3 separate regions of the Mus musculus genome follow, and regions 2 and 3 are each linked to region 1. Evidence: chromatin loops called from intact Hi-C (ENCODE). Cell type or tissue: heart. All regions are shown on one strand. Each heading gives the region's core, and the rest is flanking DNA. Links, peaks and the distances in the headings are about the cores only.

Region 1 (6,446 bases), core at 608-5,607:
TTGTTTCTTTGGACCTACCTTAAAACTTACACTATCTTGTTCTTCCTAAGTCCCAGTCTGCTGCCCATCTGCCAATGGTCTCATCTGTTAAAGCTGCCCCCCAGAAGTGTCATAATCAGCTCTCTATTTGCTGGGTTCCCATAGCAACCTTAAAGTAACACTTCAACCTTTAGTTCCCACAAGAGTAAGCCAACAAGAAGTAAATACCTGGTCACAAACCACAAATAGCCCATTCCTCTTAAAAGATTGATATTAAAGGCAACAAAAACTAGGTATACACTGATGGTATGAATAAAATAGGACGTGGGGACTACCATTAAGCATGTACTGCTCCAACTTCAGTTCCCAACACTCACATCAGGCTGGTCACAACTATCTGTAAGGTCAGCCCTGAGGGAACAGATATCTCTGGCCTACTCACCACGTGAAAACACACACACACACACACACACACACACACATAAATGAAATATCAAACATTATAAACTATTGCTATTGCTCCTACTTACCTTCCAGAACTTGATGGTAAGATCCTAATCTCAAAAATACTACATACTAGAATCAAATAACATGGGGCAATCGATCTGGTACTAGCTTTCATAGTGTTGGAAGGTACTATGAATATTACTAAGGAAGAAATATAATCATTATTTCTACCCAACAGGGAATGTTCAGCCTGGCAAGATATGCTCACTGGTACAATAGAAATTGTACCTGTTCAGTCTGAATGAGAGTACTCTGCATAAACTCATATGTTGAATACTTGGTCTTCAGTTAGTGGAAGTATCTTGGAAGGATTACAAGGAAGGATTACCTTAGTGGAGGCAATGGTGTGTCACTTGTGGAAGGCTTTGAGCCTCCAAAAGACTTTAACTGTCTTAGTTACTTTACTATCGTTGGACCCAAACACTACAATTTAGACAACTTATATAAAAGAAAGCTTTTAATTGGGCTTATAGTTTCAGAGAGTTAGCATCCATGATGGTGGGACAAAAAAACATGACAACAGGTAGAACTCTGAGCTCACACCTTGATCTGAAAGAAGGAGACAGAACACACTGGGAATGGGTACAGTATTTTGAAAGTCAATGTCATTCTCATACAAACCACCACATTCCACTTCCCATTCTTCACTGGCTCATGGCCATATTTTCATTCAAAATGCGTTTAGTCTAACTTCAAAAGTCCCAATAGTTTTTCAGTCTCAATACTGTTTAATGTCTAAAGTTCAAAGTCTCTCTGAAACTCAAGGCAATCTCCTTAATTGTAACACCTATACAATAAAAAAGCAATAAGTAAGTAAGTAAGTAAGTAAGTAAAATTGGCTCTATAAGCTAGGACCTGAAATCTTCAGCAATAGAATCTTACCATCACGTTTTAGAGACTAGTAAGGAGCAAAGGCAGTAGCATGCAGTGTTTTGTTTGTTTGTTTGTTTGTTTGTTTTGTTTTTTTGTTTTTAAATATTTTTATTAGATATTTTCCTCAATCACATTTCCAATGCTATCCCAAAAGTCCCCCATACCCTCCCCCCCACTCCCCTACCCACCCACTCCCACTTTTTGGCCCTGGCATTCCCCTCTACTGGGGCATATAAAGTTTGCAAGTCCAATGGGCCTCTCTTTCCAGTGATGGCCGACTCTAGGCCATCTTTTGATACATATGCAGCTAGAGTCAAGAGCTCCGGGGTACTTTCTCTAGCTCCTCCATTGGGAGCCCTGTGATCCATCCAATAGCTGACTGTGAGCATCCACTTCTGTGTTTACTAGACCCCAGCCTAGTCTCACAAGAGACAGCTATATCAGGGTCCTTTCAGCAAATTCTTGCTAGTGTATGCAATGGTGTCATCGTTTGGAGGCTGATTATGGGATGGATCCCTGGATATGGCAGTCTCTAGATGGTCCATCCTTTTGTCTCAGAGTAGCATGCAGTGTTAGAGAGTTCATCTTTCTTTGTTTGTGTTGTTTTATTTAAGAAAGTTTCAGATTTTTTTTCTATGTAACTCAAGCAGACCTGAACTCACAATCCTCCCACCTTAGCCCCTACTACTGAGATGTTTTTAATGCAGCTGGAAAACAGAAGGACATGGTTGTTGTGAGGGGCTTTGTGAATCTTTACTAGTTCAGAGTTTTGCACAACCATGAGTCATTTCTTTGGTTAAATAAACTCCGATAAATTTAATTTGCCTAATGTCTTTAAATTTTAAATTTTCAATCAGCTCAATTAAAGAGTAAACACGATTAAATAACTTTTACCAAGAAAATAATAGAGAATCTATCCAAAACTTCTTTGTACATCTTCGCAATATGGCCAGCAAGATGGATCGTGAGGATAAGGGAGTTTCCTGACAAGCCTGACAACTTGAGTTTAACCCTTGGGACCTACATGGTGAAGTAGATTGGCTTCCTCCAGTTGTTTATTTAGCTTCAGATGTGGGCCATACCATCCATATACACAAAACAAACAAATAAATACACAAATTCACATTTTATAATCAGAAAGCATAAATGTTGAGGTGTAAAATGACAATTGTATAGGTTAACTTTATTATGGAGCAACCAAATTGAAGAGAAAATTATTTTTGCTAGATAGAAAAAAAAAGTAGTGTGTGTGTGTGTGTGTGTGTGTGTGTGTGTGTGCACGCACGCTAAAATAGAACATTGGACCCATTTGAGCTGAAATTCAGTGTGGTTGTGAGCCACCAGACGTGGATGGTTGAAACTGAACTCCTGTTTTTTACAAGAGCAGCAAATGCTCTTAACCACTTATAGGCGCTTAAGCACTGCTTGAGATGGATGCTGAGAACTCAGCTCAGGTCTTCTGGAAGAGCAACAAGAGCTCTCAAACATTCTCTAGCCATCTCTCTAGCCCTGTTTTGCTAATTTTCAAACCAATTTCGTAACTATTATATTTCCCATACTTTGTAATTTTGGGTGATTGAAAAGTATCTAGGAAGAGATATTTGTGTGGTTAAGATGAGATGATTTAATATTTTTTCAGTTGTTATAATACTTCCTTGCATGTAGTAAGTGCCATGAATGTTTTTAAAATTAATTTCAGCTGTCACATGCATCATATTATGATTGCTAGAATCTCCATAAGCCTTGGAAAGAAAACAAATCTTTTATTTTTGTCTAATGGAGCTGAGGAATTTAGTAAAGGGGGGGGGGGGCTGAAGAGATGATGGCTCAGAGGTTAACGGTGCTTGCTGCTGCTACAGGAGACTCGAGTTCTAATCCCAGAACCCATGTTGAGCAGTTCACAACGGCCTTCAACTGCCGCTCCAGGAGATCCAATGACCTCTCTGACCTCCATGGGAATGCACGCATGCACGCACGCGCATATTCCCACACAAAGACTTTCACATAAAAAAATATTTAAAGTGCCTGTGGATCACAAAGGTCAGAATACAAATTTGTAGTGAAATAACGTGAAAATCGCTTTCACTTGAATATTAGTCCAAACTACTAAAAACTGAGGCTTCAGTCTCCAAACTATTGGCTCTTTTCGAAATACGGCGCCAGGGTTCCCGGACCAATGCCACGCAGGAAGATTTTGGGCCCCCCTGGAAACGCCCCGCCCCTTTGAAGGCGGGTTGCGGAGAGAGGCTATTACGCCTGCGCCTTGGCCCCAGGATCATTGGAGCAGCCGTAAGGCGCATGCGCAGTGCCCAATGGGCGACAAGATGCGGAAGAGCTGGCCCCTCGGAGGCTCCCATTTCTGAAGCGTGGGAGGCAAAAGAGGCGGCAGGTTATAGAAATCAATTTGAGCTCCAGAGGGTCCCGCGGGTCATTAGAGCCAATAAGAGATAGAAGCAGCGCCGCGGTGGTGCAGAGGGCCGATCCCTTTTCTGAGTCGTGCAGGCGGGCAGGGACCAGGGAGTGAAAAGCGCCATCCCTGCGCTGAGGGGCCCCGGGGACCGGGGCCCAGAGCATGGCGGACTGGACAGAGACCCTGAGCATGTGGAGGTGGGGCAGCCGAGGCCGCCTGGCCAGCTGTCAAGTCCTCATTGCTAGCGCTGCAAAGGCAGCCTCTGTAAATGTAGCCGAGCCGCGCTTGCGGTCCTAGGCGGGAAAAATGACAGCTTGAGTTCTGCCACTGCCTAGTTTCCTCCCCTTTCTTCTCCTGTGCTTCCACATTCTCCCTCCTCCTCTTTTCCCATCCCTGTGCCCCTTCACCCTGACCTTTTTCCTCCTTTCCCACTTCTATGCTCTTTCATTAGTGCTATGCCCTGCATTTCCATCTATCCTTTATCAACCCCTGTGCCTCTTTTTCTTTCTCCCACCTTTGTCTTTCCTCCATCCCCTTTTTCATCCTGTCACCCTCCCAACACCAGCTCTATATCCTCCTCCGCCCGCCCTCCACATCCTTCCTCATCTGCATCCTCCTCTCCTACTTTTCTCCGCCCTCGCTCCCAAGCCTCCGCCCATTAGCCCCCGCCCCCAGCTGCCAGTCCCCAGCAGCTCAGTCCTGCAGTGAGTCCATAGCAAAGCACCAGGAGCCGAGAGCACTGCCGGCTGTGTTGCCTAGCAAGTATCCGAATGGCTCAGGAGAAAATGGATCTGGATTTTGAGGCTGACACATCTGAGGGGGCCACCCTGAGACGGTCCAACAGTGCTCCCCTGATCCATGTGCTCAGGTGAGCTGGACTGGGGAGGACGGAGTGTGGGGATCAGAGGTTTGTCCCTGGGCAAGAAGTCTTCCTTCCCGAAAGTGCCAGTTCGAGTTCATCTAGACTCCAAACTGAGGGGTTGAGGTCTTATTTTCTTAATAGTGACTTGGTTTCCTAGATGGAGGGAAAGTTTGACCTCACACTCTGGCCATGTCTGAGAAAGGGACCCTCCCTGTACCTGGGGGGGCCTTGCTGTGCAGTTCTAAAAGAGAATGTACGTAGTAGAAACCTGGCTCAGCTGACAGGTTGCTTGCCCTGGCTTATTTCCATCAGGGCAAATCAGGCTGAATCCCCTGAATTAGGCTTGTAACTTGACGCCTGTCTCTAAGAGGTGCTGTTTCTAAGCTGAGTTTAGGAACCCTGGCATTAACAGAGGTTTGCTTTAAGAAATCACAGTTTATCTAATAACTTGGGATTCCATGGTGTGGTCGTATCCTGTTAAGTGATTTGGATTTGTTACAGTGTTTATAGTTTTTGAAGCTGCCTGAAATGCGTTATAATGGAAAAAAAAGGAGAGAGAGAGAAGGTTTCTAGCTTAAGTCAGTCAAACACAGGTTTGAGAAAATAATGGGGAAAATCACTCCTTTAATTTTAGTGACAAGATATTGTGTTTTTGTATGAACAAGACAGCAGGGAGTTTCAGGTGGAAGCTTGTGATGGTGAAGGCTGGTTGGCTCGCCTAAATGAACTATTGTATTCCACTTTTGTAAGTAGACAATTCTTCTGAGGTCAATTTCGAGACCCCACAGAGAGGGCATTAATTCAGGACAGAGCAGAGGATGGGAGTAATATTAGCCCCAAACCTTTCTTCAAGCACAGTTGAAGACTTGATAATGCTTTGCCTCCAATTGAACTGATTATAACATCTGTCTTTGACAGAGAGGCAAGTACATTTTTCCCCTAGATTTAAATACGATTTTGAAGCCGAGGGAATGATGACGTGACTGATGATGTTGTCCATGGTATCATCAAGGGGTTTTGGGGTATTTAAGGGGAAGCTGTGCCCTTTGTCTCTCGTGGATACCCCACCTTCTCTCTCCTTGTCTTGCGAAAGTCTGGTAAACAAGCCATTGCTAAGGCCTTGGGCTGTCCCACTGACCTGCATTTAGACAATTGAGGAAAAAACCCACTGTTTTGTGAACCACAATTTAAGTAATTACTTGAAAGATAGCATGATGTGACAGACAAGAGGAGAAGAGACCAGGCCTGGTCTCAGTTGTCACCAACTAGCTGTGCTAATGAGTGAGTGAGTTAACCTTTTCATGTCTGTTTTCTCTTTAAAATGAGAATAGTGGAAATAGGGATTGTCAGTGGTCTCTTAGAGCCCAGCACAGTTCAGTTTTGAAAATCCTTGAATTCTTATTACAGGCAAAACAGACTGCTAGACACTTAGTGATATTATACAAAGATGAATAAAGCACCTCTCCTGAGTAACTTAATATGCATTTGCATGTATTTTCCATTTCTTTCCTTTGATCGATTTTCTACTTGTGTTGTTATGCTGGGGAACCCCTTTCTTTATTAGAAGGTGGGCTTGGTATGTAGCTGTTTGGTAGTGCTTGTCTGCTTAGCATGTGTAAAGTCATGACTTTGCCACAGGAACATACAGATATATTTACCATACTGACATGGTGGTATATCTCGAGGTAGACCTTTAGATAGGGATATACAAGGTTTTTGTTTTTTTGTTTTTTTGTTTTTTTGTTTTTGTTTTTGTTTGAGACAGGGTTTCTTTGTGTAGCCCTGGCTGTCCTGGAACTCACTTTGTAGACCAGG
Region 2 (6,446 bases), core at 853-5,852, 67 kb before region 1:
ATTTGCTATAGGCTCAAATAACTAGTAAATGCATTTAAAAGGCTATCAGGTCACTTTGGCATCATACAGGCAGGAAGGGCATGTGTTGAATGCCAACCACTTGAAAATTGCTTACAGGGAGAAAGGTATTTGAAAGGCTTGGACCTGGCTAGCCAATACAATGGGCCCTTTTGTTTGTGGATAGGTAGCTTTAGATAGATTAGATAGATAGATAGATAGATAGATAGATAGATAGATAGATAGATAGATAGATAGATATCTGGAAAAGGTAGAAAAAGTACGGAGTTAGGAGCATACTTCTGGAACTTATTAGGTCTCAAGAACCTTTATCTTCTAATCATAGGAGGAGATTAGGCCTTGCCTTCGCTTTTGATGCCCTAATGACTTGGGAGGCCTGTATTAGTGCATCAGCATGACCACTTGAGTTTGCAATAAGCTGATGTGATTATTAATTATCTTATAGCAGGATTCTGATGTTGTTCTCAGCTCAAAGCCCCAGGGACCCACTACAGGCAGTCTGCCCTCAAAAGCATCCCGGCATTTGTGCATGGCATGCACACACACACACACACACATACACACACTCATGTGTGCCCAGTTGGGTGATGAACCCTGATAATTGTATTGGTGATAGGCCACCACTAGAGTTTTGAATGACTTTTACAATCAAATAACCTGGATATAACTTAAGGTTGTGAAACCATAATCCTACTTTGTTTGAGACATCAGAGACTCGCTATGCATTTCCAACTTACCACTATACCTTGCTTAGGTGCCCTTATGAAGGAGATAAAATTCTGTTTGTTTGTTTGTTTCATTGTAAGATAGGTTCTCATGTGGTTCAGGCTGGCCTTTAATTTGCTATGTATTAAGGATGACCTGGAACTTCTTATGTCCCTGCCTCTACGTCTCTAGGGCTCTAGTGCCGTGACTGTAAGTACAAGTCACCTCATTTGCGTTATGCATCATTGGGAATTGAACTCAGTCCCGTGTGAATGCTAGCTATGCATTCTACCCACTATATTTCCAGCACAAGATTACATTCTATTTTAAATTCTATTTATTTTGTATGTGTATGTTCATATACATATGCATGTGAGTGCATCCATGCACACATACACATGTCTGGGCATAGGTATCGAGCTCAGAGACCAACATTGTCTCCTTTCACTGTGTGGGTCCTGAGTATGGAACTTTGGTTGTCAGGCTTGGCAACAGGTACTTGCTGAGCCATCGGGCTGGCCCAAAATTAAATTTTTAATGTGTCTTTTTTGCAATTTAAATGGCTATTTGGATAATTCGATGCCACATTTTAATTGATTTATTAATATCATATGGCCTTTTCCCTGTATTTCCAAATATAATGAACAATACTAAAAATTAAGTCAACGTACTAGAAAAAGGACACCAAAAACAAATGAAACCAAATCAACAACAAAGAACCCCTTAAGGTGAAATCCTGCAGACTTTGTAAGAGTGCTGGTGCAAGCTGATATTCCCAGAAGCACTTGGGAGGCTTAGGCAGAAGAGCATCCTTAGTTTGAAGTCAGACTTGTTTACATAGTGAATTCCAGGTGGATTTGGGCTAGAATAAGTCTTTGTATCAGAGAAAAACAAAACAAAATGAAATAGTGTCAGCTTTTTATTATATAGCTGTGCCATTTAAATTGTGTTGGGCCATATTCAGAGCTGTCCTGGGACACATGCAGCCATGGGCCTTAGGTCAGAGGTGCTTGCAAGAACTACTTTTCAGTATATTATTAATTCTGGAGAGATGGCTCAACAATTAAAATAATTAATTGTTTTGGGGGCTGGGTTTCTACTCACGGTGGCCCACGATCTTCTTAAGTTCCAGTTCCAGGGGATCCAATACCTTTTTTCTGGTCTTTGTGGGCACCAGGCATGCACAGAGTATGCACACATGTGCAGACAAAACACCCATACACATAATAAAAATTAAGAAAAAAGATCTATTTTTGTCTTTTTGAGACAGGGTTTCTCTGTGTATCCCTGGATGTCCTGGAACTCACTCTGTAGACCAGGCTGGCCTCGAACTCAGAAATCTGCCTGCCTCTGCCTCCCAAGTGCTGGGATTAAAGGCTTGCACCACCACTGCCTGGCTAAGTAAAACGTTTTAAATAAACAAAAGTTCAGGCAGGGTAAAATAGCTAAACACCTTTAATCCTAGAAATCCAGAGGTAAAGGCAGGTAGATCTCTTTTAGCTCAAAGCCAATCTGGTCTGCAAATCGAGTTCCAGGCCAGTCACTGCCACATAATGGGACTTGGTCTCAAAATTAATTAGTTAAAAATCCAAGAAGCCGAGGGCTGGAGAAATGGCTCAGTGGTTAAGAGCACCAACAACTTTTCCAGAGGTCCTGAGTTCAAATCCCAGCAACTACGTCGTGGTGGCTCACAACCATCTGCAATAGGGTCTGATGCCCTCTTCTGGTGTGTCTGAAGAGAGCAATGGTGTACTCATATACATTAAATAAATAAATCATTTTTTTAAAAATCCAGGAAACCAGACATGGGGAAAAAAAAGAGTCCTTACTATTCTTGGTAAGTGGCTGCATTGTATCCTAGCCCCACATTGGGCTGTTCACATCTGCCTGTCAGTCCAGCTCCAGGGGATCTAACACTGTCTTCTGATCTCCTTTGACGCCCTTGGTGCTTGCGCGCGCGCGCGCACACACACACACATACACACACACACACACACACACACACACACACACACACACCACATTTAAAAATAAAACAAATCTTTAGAAACCGAGTATTGTGAACATTGTATTTTAACAATGCCCTGATCACTGTATTTTCTCCTTAAAACCTTTACACTGACATTTTAAGTTCCCCTTTGATTGCAGTGATTATCTTTGTAAAGACATAAAAGCCTTTATTGTCTGTCCATCTTTGGAGGTAAGGAAACCAGGGCTCTAAGAATTCACATCACTAGCTCTCCACAAGAGGGCCTCACAGTAAGTGCAGGACAAAGCCAACACCAACAAGCTGACCATGCTAGCAAACTGGCTACAATGTCAGCACAGGAAGGGCCACACATAGGATCCCAAATAAACCAAGGCAGCCAAGGATGTAGGAAATGAGCATTGTTCTGGAAGGCAAGGGAGTTCTTAACAAGAAAGTAGAGAACTGGGCCTGATTTCCAGGACTGAAAGTCTCCTCTGAGGCAGATGCTGGCTCCTCTACTTCTGGCCCTGGCTGTTTAGGGAGCCAGTAGTCTGAAGTCATTTTTCTAAAGGGTACCACTTTGTTGTTGTTTTTTTAATTTTTAAAAGTTATTGTGTGTATGGATGCTTTGCCTACAGCTATGTTTGTCTGTGAGCACATGTATATAGCACTAGTAGATTCGAGAAGATGGAGCCTGATCCATTGGAACTAGAGGCATAGACAGCTGTGAGCCACCATTGTTGGTGCTGGCTATTTAATGCAGGTTCTTTGGAAGAGCAGCTGGTGCTCTTGACCACTGAGCCATCTCTCTCTAGCCCAGTTCAGCACAGCACATCTTAAAGGTCCTGAGCCTGGCTTTGTCTATGCACTGCTGTTAAGGTAAGGAAACCCTGGAGTTCTTTGTGATGAGGATGATAAATTAGGGCCAAATGTAATGATGTAAAAAAAAAGTAAAGAAACAAATAAACAAAAAACAGCCCAAACGAGAGAGAGAGAGAGAGAGAGAGAGAGAGAGAGAGAGAGAGAGCAGGTAGTTAATTCAAATTCATTCCAACCATGGGATAACCAGGGCTTCCCTTTGGCTTTCTCCTTCCAGTCTTTGCATGACTTGGGGTCCTTTCCTATAAGCTGTCCTACTCAGACAATTCCTTACAAGGTGCTGTTCCATGTAGATCACCTCAGAGGATGACTCTTGCACTCTCACAATACACCTAGAAATTCATATCACCTTAGGTACCACAGTCAGTCATTCTAGAAAACTCCAGTTGCTGGAGGCCACATGAGTTTGCTTGTTTGTGAAAGAATTCTGGAATTTCCTGTGAGCCTTCCAGGCTTCCTGATCCTCAAACCTTTCTACTAGGTAAAAGGAACAGAAAAGGAGACATTTGAGATTATAGACACCCACTCTGAAATCCACCACTCTAGCACCTGGGAGGAGGAGGCAGGACGATCAATAGTTCAAGTCACCATTGGCTCCATAGTAAGTGCCAGGCCAACGTGGCCTAAATAAAACTAAGTTTCAAACAAACAAGCAAGGAAACAAACAAACAAGCAGTATTCACTCCTCTGAGAGCCTCAAATGGAACCAAATACTGAATAAGAGCCTGACACCATCTGCCTTCATTTTGTGTCTGTCACCTTTACTCAGGCTAAAGGTACAGAGATAAGTCTTTGTCTTGAATCTCTAATCAGCTTGGATTCTAGAAGGAAAAAAAAATCTCACAGAATAGACCTCTGCCCAGTTAGGGACAATACTTCTTGATGATGTGACCTTCTGGGGCAGAAGGACCAGATTGCTGCCCTCAAGCCAAGACTACAATAGGAGCTTTGAGCACCTTGGAGAAGCAGAACTGAGACAACAATCAACCAGACTTCAGCATGACTGGGACAGCTCATTTCCACATGTCTCCTGTCCCACTTCATTCTCTACTCAAACTGAAAGCTCACACCCCCTCACCCAAAGGCAGGCTTTGGAATCAGTAGACTCTTCTATCTAGTGCTCCTTCCAATCCATCCTGAATAATATCCTTTCTCTCCTTTTCACCATGCCCCATCTCTTTAGTTTGCATATTGTGGATGCTTGGCAATATCTAGCTTGCTTTTCAGGGGAGAAGCTTTTGTGGCCTCTAAACTCCAGCTCCAAAAGGACTCTGTGAGACAAGAATATCAACATGTGAGAAGGCATTTGTAGCAGTTAAGCTAAATAAAGATAAGGATTTTGCTAATTACAGAGGAAATGGACAGGAAGAGTGTCCTTGCTCTAAATATTTGGGGAAACTCATCAACAATCCTAGAATGTCTGAGCAGGCTCTGGCTTTGTAAGTGGAGTTTTAGGGTAAAGGTCTAGGCACTGCTGACCTCAGCAAGCTAGACTTGGCCACCCTTTCCCAACATGCCAATTCAAGATAGAAGTAATATTGAAAAGCAGAGCAGGATTTAGGCAGTGTGGTCACACTGGGAAGAAGTACAAATAATGAGCCTTAATTTCAAAGTCACTGATGTCAGGTTTAGGTTCAATCCCAGACAAGACAAATTCCTAATTAAGCAGTCTTGATCAAGGTGTGATCCTGTTCAATGTTCACTCATTGTCTCGGCTGACTCTCCTAAGTCTGTTCAGATAAGTTGTCAGAACTGTGTGAAATCCCTTACTGGGTAGTACTCAAGTCTCATCCATTACTTTATCTATCCAGATTTTATCCATCCAGCATGAAATTTGGAATTTCTGGGAAAATTTGTGTTCTCTCTCTGTCTCTGTCTTTGTCTCTGTCTCTCTCTCTCTCACACACACACACACACAGAGACATACTCACACATGGAGAGGTAGAGAGGGAGGCACAAGTTTCTCTCTTTAGACCATCTCCCTTCTTGACAGGACACTTGCGAATTTGTATATGCAGCTGGCTTTACATTCAGCATGTACACTGCAGAAGGGGTGGGTGCTGAGCTGGATAGGTCATACCACTGAGCCTGAGATTCTGTTAAAACTAGATCTGATGATCCATTTTCTTGAGGAAACTAACCTTGGGGGGTGGGGGCGGCAGTGTTGGCTTTTGAAATATGTTATCATTATGTACCCCATGCTAGCCCTGAATTTCTTGTACCCCTGGCTCAGCCTGAGTGCTAGGGTGATAGGTTTGTGAAAACACACTAGAAATTTTACTTTAAAGTACCAAAAGTATAGAAATGGAGAATAAAGTAGTAGCAGGGGTTTGGAATAGTGGAGGTGTGGGAAGGCTACAAAGGGGCATGAGGGAGATCCTTGTGGCGAGGGAATAGCTCAATATTTTGATTACATTGGTAGCCCCACAAAAGTATACATGTAATAAGAAGATGGGACAGAAGTTGATATATATTGTGCCAATGTCAAGTGTTTTAGCATTTTTAGCATGCATAGTTATGAGAAATGGATTTAATGAGGAAGACTGGGTAAAGGGAAACTTCTTGGAAATCTATACTTTATTTCAAGATTAAATGTTAAGAAGAGAATGCAGGAAGATGGCTCAGTGTATACTGGGAGCTTGCTGGCCAGACAGTTCAGCCAAAATGACAAGCCCTAGGTTAAGTCACAAGGCCTGTCTCAAAAACTAAGGTAAAGGGACGGAGATGACTCAGCCTTTAAAGAGAAGTTCTGAGTTTAGCTCCCAGCAGCCACATTGGGTAGCTCACAGGCTATTGCAAATCCAGCTCCAGGGGGTCTAGGACCCCCTTTTGTACTCCTTGGGCATTTGTGCTTACACATGAACACATGTGATTA
Region 3 (6,446 bases), core at 925-5,924, 100 kb before region 1:
GCTTCCTAAATTAAGGTGTGGGATATCCTATCTAGTATCTTCCTGTGATGGCTATTCCTTTTCTCTTTTCTTTTTTCTTTCTTTCTTTCTTTCTTTCTTTCTTTCTTTCTTTCTTTCTTTCTTTCTTTTTTGTTTTTGTTGTTGTTGTTGTTGTTGTTTTGTTTTTCAAGACAGGGTTTCTCTGTGTAGCCCTGGCTGTCCTGGAACTCACTCTGTAGACCAGGTTGGCCTCAAACTCAGAAATCCACCTGCCCCTGCCCCTGCCCCTGCCCCTGCCTCCCAAGTGCTGGGATTAAAGGCGTGCACCATCACTGCCCGGCTGTGATAGCTATTTTTGGTTGTCAACGTGACTACATTTGGAATGAACTACAATCCAGAAATGGAGGGCACACTTGTGATCCAGATCTTGAGGCATAGTGGCCATGAAAAGTTTAGGCCCAGGCAAGGTAGTATACACTTTTAATCCCAGGAGACAGGCAAGCAGATCTCTGAGTTCAAGGCCAGCCTAGGACAAAGCAAGTTCCAAATCCAGGTGTGGTGGTACACACTCTTAATCTGGGCCATGCCTTCTGCTGGAAGCCTACACAAGGACAATGGGGAAAAAAAAGAAGTGTTTGTGCTTTGTTGTTTTGCTTGCACTTACTTGCCAGCACAGACAATTGAAGCCACTTCTTCAGGATTCCAGTTTATACAGAAGACAAGCCCTCTAAGCTCAGAGACCATTTACCTTCTAAAGTTTACAAATGCAAAGCCTTTCCTTTGTTCTGTGGGTGGCTGCAGGACTGTCACCATATTCCAGCTTCCCCTCAGCACATCTCCCTGCCCACTTTGGCAAAAGACTTTATGTCACAAACAATGCATAAGGTTTGAAATGATGAGGGGCCTGAACCATAGGAATCAAAAAGCCCCCCCCCCCAAAAGAAAAGTAGTATATCTGCCTAGAAACTCAATCAATGTCGGTGGCACCATATACTTTTCTACACTGGCTTCTCAGATGAGCTCTATCAGTTATGTCTTCCACAACCACATATTTTACCACAAACCAGTCTGACCTGCAAGAGGAGTACAAGCTTTGGTCCTTTTGCAATGTTTGGCTGCCTAACCAGTTTATTTGCAAAAACAACACTTGGTCAGGTCAAGATGGAGAGCTGTGCTAGTGAAGAAAGAGTGACTGTCATACGAAGCCTTGCTTGGAGTCCTTTCTGGGCCTACTTAGGATTTCTGATGCAATAGAGGCAAAGTATCACATATAATTAAATTGCATACTGTCTTAGTCAGGGTCTCTATTCCTGCACAAACATCATGACCAAAAAGCAAGTTGGGTTGGGGAGGAAAGAGTTTATTCAATTTACACTTCCATGCTGCTGTTCATCACCAAAGGAAGTCAGGACTGGAACTCAAGCAGGTCAGGAAGCAGGAGCTGATGCAGAGGCCATGGAGGGATGTTCCTTACTAGCTTGTCTGTCTACAAGAGATGACTATTTCATAGTTATCATTCCCCATTACTTTGAGTCTTCATTAGGATCATCTTCATAGATCCCAGGAAGTTACCACTGCTCTTGATTTCCACATTTCCCCCTTGATCACTAATTGAGAAAATGCTTTACAGTTGTATGTCATGGAGGCATTTCCTCAACTGAAGCTCCTTCCTCTGTGATAACTCCAGCTGTGTCAAGTTGACACAAAACTAGCCAGTACATATACGAATGTATTGTAGAAGGGGCACGATGCTGGAAGCAATGGCCTCTTCTGAGGGAATAGGACATGGTTACCTATATCAGGAAGAATTGCAAAACAGAATTAGCAGTGTTCTTTGCTAGTAGAATAGGGGTCAACAGTTTTTATGAAAGCGTCTGGTGGATTTAGTGGTACATGCCTGTAATCCCAGCATGATAGGAGGATCACTGCAAGTTAGAACCATCTTGGCCTCCATAACGTGTGTCAGACCAGCTAGCGCTATAGTCAGGCCACGTTTCAGACAAACAAATAAGACATGTCGTTCTTATGGAAGATTCTGAAAGGTTAGTTGGGAAAGTGACATTTCCCCTGGATCCTGAAAGATAGGTGTTCAAAAGACAGATAAGAGCATTGCACAAAGTCTGTGAGTAAAGGTCTCAGAGCCTAGGGCCCAAGTGATATCTACTGTTATAGACCCATTGATTAAGAGTAATGAGGAAGGTTTTGGGTCTTATACTTGTGCAGAGGGTACCCTTGGACCGTATTGTTCCTTTTTGAACATAATTAAGTTTGAATTTTGAAGTGTTTTCCATTTCATTTACTTTTCTTTTTTGAGACAGGGTTTCTCTATCCTGGCTGTCTTGTGTCCAGCACACTGGGTCTTGCTAGGTAGGCCAGGCTGCTGAGATATGAAGTCCTTGGGGTCTTTGGGACTTTGCCCCTTTGGTGCTTGACTTAACAGTTGTCCATTGTTCCTAGCCGAAAAGTCTTTTCTCTCTCATTTGTTGTTTGCTTGGTGTTGAGATGGGGTCTCATATATAAGCAGGCTGGCCTCAGTCTCAAAGATCTACTGCTTCCCCTTCTAAGTGCTAGGATTAAAGCCCTGTAGCAGCATACCTGCCTGAAAGACTCTAAGAATAGAGTACAGACCTGAGAATAGAGATTTCCCCTTTAAAAGTCAATTGTTATTTTGTAACTCAAATTTGTCTTAACTCAGGATCCTCCTGCCTCAGCCTTTGAATACTGGGATTATAGTCTTGTTCTACCATGCCAGGCTTGAAAAGCTTTAAGTAGAACAGCAGGGTCACCTATACCTTAGACTGAGCCAACTGGATTGCTGTCTGGGCAATAGTTTAGACAAAGTAACAGTAGAAAGAATGAATCCAAATAGGAAGCTACTGTAGCAGCATGAACAAATCCTGAACAGTCTGCTTTGCGCCGATGATAGAGTGGAGAAAGAGAGCTAGTGCTTAATACAGAGTCTCAGAGGAAGAGTCACAAGCCTTGGGTATTCATTGTATGGAATGCATTCTGAGTTGGGGAGAGGAGTGAATGAGGCAGACGTCAAAGGTCACCACCAAATGAGTGCAAAGAGATTGCACTCAGAGAAAGCCTCTAATCCTCTGGGGGCGGGTGAGGGGGGCGGAGGAAAAGGAGGGGCGGCCAGAGGACAAAGGAAGTAGTTTGAAGCATAGAGAAGGAAGAAACCCCAGAAGCCAGGTGGCAACACAGAAGCCCCGCCCCCGGCTAGACCCCGCCCCGGGCCCGCCTTTCCTTCCTCTTCTCACCCACCCCCCAGTTGCGACTCATCCTCCTGGGCGGGGAGAGGTGGCAGTCGAGTCCTCCCATATCCCAGCAGGCAGTGCAGTCTGGAGACTCTGACAAAGGAGCAGGGAGCAGTCGCAGCTGCTTTCCGAGGAGCCAGTGTTGCTGAGGTGAGAGTCCCTCAATGTCCCGTCACCCACTTTCTCTGACTTGCGGGGAAGACATGGAACTTACATGGCTGAGACCTCCCCCTCCGGTGTAGACAATGCCAGTACCCGTAGCCAGAGCTTGGCTCTGTGACTGACAGCAGGGCTGTTCAGTGCCGGGCTAAGGTGGGTGGCGGGGACCGGGCAGCGGGTCCACCGTTCTTGGACTGTTGGTGGCCCTTCTGCAGGGTCTCCAGGGCCAGCAGAGTTGTGTAGCTACCCCTGCCTAGACGAAGGCAGCCTCCGAAACCTCCCGCTGCCTGCCCGACAAGAGTTCAGTTGCCTTGGGGATGCAGCTCTAGGGACAACTCTTTGGCGGACATTGCCTGGAGGGCTGTGGGAGGGAAGTCAGTCGACTACCTAGTTTGGGATGACCCTGTCCTCGCCCTTCCTGCAGTTCAGCCGTTCCCCCCCGCGAGCAACTGGACGGAAACGGGGCGGGGGGCGACCGGAGCCAGGCGTCCCAGGATGGCTTTGCCTGAAGGGGCATGAAGGAAAGTAGAGAGACTGGGAGGGAGGGTGGTTGGTGGTCGAAGCAAGTATCTTCTTGGAATTACATAGGGGAGAAAGGAGGTAAGTGGCCTGTATCCTTACCCCTCCCTGGACCTCTGCACAGATCCTGATGGTTGCACCAGCTGCTCAGCTGTAAACAGGCTCACATGACCAGTTTCACATGGAGCCGGGTAGTGTGGAGATAGGGCTGTAAAGGCTGGGCCCCAAGCAGGTGGGGCTGGTCTTAGGCAGGAAGGTTTTAGCCCCTCCCTAGACCTCAGCCCTTAATCTTCTGCTGTTTCCCTCTGGGGAAAGTAACTGACATTTGTCTTTCTCTCACTGAAGTAGCATTGCTGTGCTAGTAGAATGGAAGGAAAGTTCACTTGGGAAAGCCACAGGGCAAGTAAGAAGTGCAAAGGGTCCTAGTATTTTGTCCTTTAAGGACATTTTAAGAGAAAGTAACCCTGAAAAAAAGTTCAAGTTCCTAAATTTTGCCTAAAAGGCAGTCCTGTTCTATTGGAACACTTTTTGTTTTTAATGTGAATTCCAGACAGGAGAAAGTCTACTCTTTTCGGGAAAGGCACACATGGGATTTAATACATTCTTAGTGACGAAAATCTTGTCCACACTTCCTGTAAGTATTAGGAAAGCTCTTTGTGTATAAAATACTACAGTCAGGAAATTGAGTAAGGAGTAGACAGCCAGCTTTTCAATTACACGTATATTTCATATATTTGGTATAGATCGGTGGTAAGTTTGGAGAACAGGAAACATGGCCAAATGTGTCTTTAAAATTTTTCAGTCCGTATTCTCAAACAGGATGTGAGATTAAACTGGTTTTTGAGGGATATGTAGAACTCACAGTGCAATAGAGGTTTCCTGCCGTGCCAGGACACTTGAAATTTTCGAATTTTTCAAATTTAAAGGGGGTTTTGGTAGACCCCCTTTACATGTAGTACACACTTGAGTGTAATGTGCAATATTCTATAGTAGAGTACTAATAGGCAAAGGCATGTTTAGTCTCAGATATTTTATATTTTTTCTCATAGAGGATTTACATGCAAATTCACCATCTGAAAACATAAAACAAACTACAAAAGCCATCCCATTCCTTCCTTAAGCCTAATAAAGACACTCACTGGGCTGAATGTATTGGCATAGCCCTTTAATTCCAGTACTCAGGTGGCAGAAGTAGGAAGGTGAATTTCTGTGAGTTCTAGGCTAGCCAGGTCTACATAGTGAGATGTCTCAAAATATTGCTACCCTCCTCCAACCTTTAAAAAAATGGTTCAAGATAAGATGGATAGTCTCTGGAGTTCTGCATGTGAGTTCCAGGACAGCCAGAGCTACATACATACATACATATATAAGCACATGACATGTATGCACACACAAAAGCAAAAAGAGAGGGTTTAAGATAGAAAATTGAGAACATTTTAATCTTCCCTAAAAGCAAAGAAGATAATGAGTGATATTGTAAAGGCTGTCTTGTCACCCCTTAACTGTCTGGAGAATCTTTACTTACAATAAATATATTAAGCGATTTATTTCTTAAATGTTCTAGATTTCCTCATCTTTATTATGAGGATTTGTTTTAATCTCTATGGACCTCAGTAGCTCTCAGGCTACCAAAGAGTATACAGTTTGGATGGGGGTGGGGAAAGGAGTTGAGACAGTCTTACTATGAATCCTCGGCTAGCCTGGAACTCATTATGTAGCTCAGGCCTGCTTCAAAGTCTAGACAGTTTGTCTGTCACAGGCTTCCAAATGTTGGGGATACAGGTGTGAGGCACCATGCCTGTAAAGTGTGCAATTTTTGACAGATAACTACTTTTGGACAAATGTGTTGGCCAAGTAAAGCAAGAGGTAGCTATGTAGAATCATGATAGAAATGCAAGTTGTATCCTGGAAGAGTCTCTTGGCAAGTGGCTCTATGGGATTTGGGGGCCTGCCTAGTCTACATTGTGAGTACCAGACCACCTGGGTTACATACTGAAACTCTTGTCTCAAACAAACAAACAAAAAAAGATTCTCAGGAGGTAAACTAGTCATTTAGGTTGACCTGTACCTGTCTTGCTTTTCATCAGGTAATTGAAGATGGCCCCAGCTAAATCATACCTCCCAAATTAGAAATAACAGCTCTGCTAGGCTCTCTTGACCTTCAGGGTGTAGCCCAAAGTCTAATTCTTTCAGTTCAGTTCAAGCTTCTTCTAGAATTAAGCGGGTTCTGCGATTTTAGTGATTGGGATGGGTAACTTCACGTTGACCCAGGCCTGGCTTTGATCACCTGAACCAGTGCTTGGATTTCAGCTTTTTCAGAACTTGTTTGTGTCAACACATCCTGATACCATCAGTCTTAGATTGGTTCTTGCCAACTAAACTCACAGAAAATGTGAATATGTTAATATGTCAACCTACTGGCTTACAATGAGTGGCAGAAAAGCCAAGTATACCAGAAGGGTCATGTCTAAACTAAGAGAACCTTTGCTCTTGACTTTAAAGAACCACATAGGAATTGCTTCCTCC

What was found. Peaks named below come from ENCODE experiments on the same cell type or tissue, not always from the same donor. Only the 100,000 strongest peaks of a DNase experiment are listed, where the experiment ranks them.
Region 2: it touches region 1 in a loop (2.5-fold over the local background); 6 of 42 quality-filtered maps call a loop at or near these places.
Region 3: a loop joins it to region 1, with 2.1 times the contacts of the local background. A loop is called at or near these places in 2 of 42 quality-filtered maps.

What each region holds. Positions count from the first base shown.
Region 1 is chrX:53,267,067-53,273,512 of GRCm38, reverse strand. It overlaps Fam122b (family with sequence similarity 122, member B), which reads left to right and starts at 3,708. Exons shown (of 9, transcript NM_001166365.2): 1 at 3,708-4,637. The coding sequence starts at 4,540. Fam122c (family with sequence similarity 122, member C) reads right to left here and starts at 89. Exons shown (of 8, transcript NM_028671.3): 1 at 19-89. In heart, for the core only: no CTCF peak of the experiment used is centred there; DNase peaks (open chromatin) are centred at 3,622 and 4,432; H3K4me3 peaks cover 2,464 bases; H3K27ac peaks cover 2,147 bases.
Region 2 is chrX:53,334,089-53,340,534 of GRCm38, reverse strand. No RefSeq gene overlaps it. Among named protein-coding and RNA genes, the nearest start is that of Mospd1, 33 kb to the left of the region's middle. In heart, for the core only: a CTCF peak has its summit at 2,966 (motif pointing right); no DNase peak of the experiment used is centred there.
Region 3 is chrX:53,367,368-53,373,813 of GRCm38, reverse strand. Mospd1 (motile sperm domain containing 1) reads left to right here and starts at 3,255. Exons shown (of 6, transcript NM_001290514.1): 1 at 3,255-3,392. In heart, for the core only: no CTCF peak of the experiment used is centred there; DNase peaks (open chromatin) are centred at 3,233, 3,823 and 4,073; H3K4me3 peaks cover 2,020 bases; H3K27ac peaks cover 1,893 bases.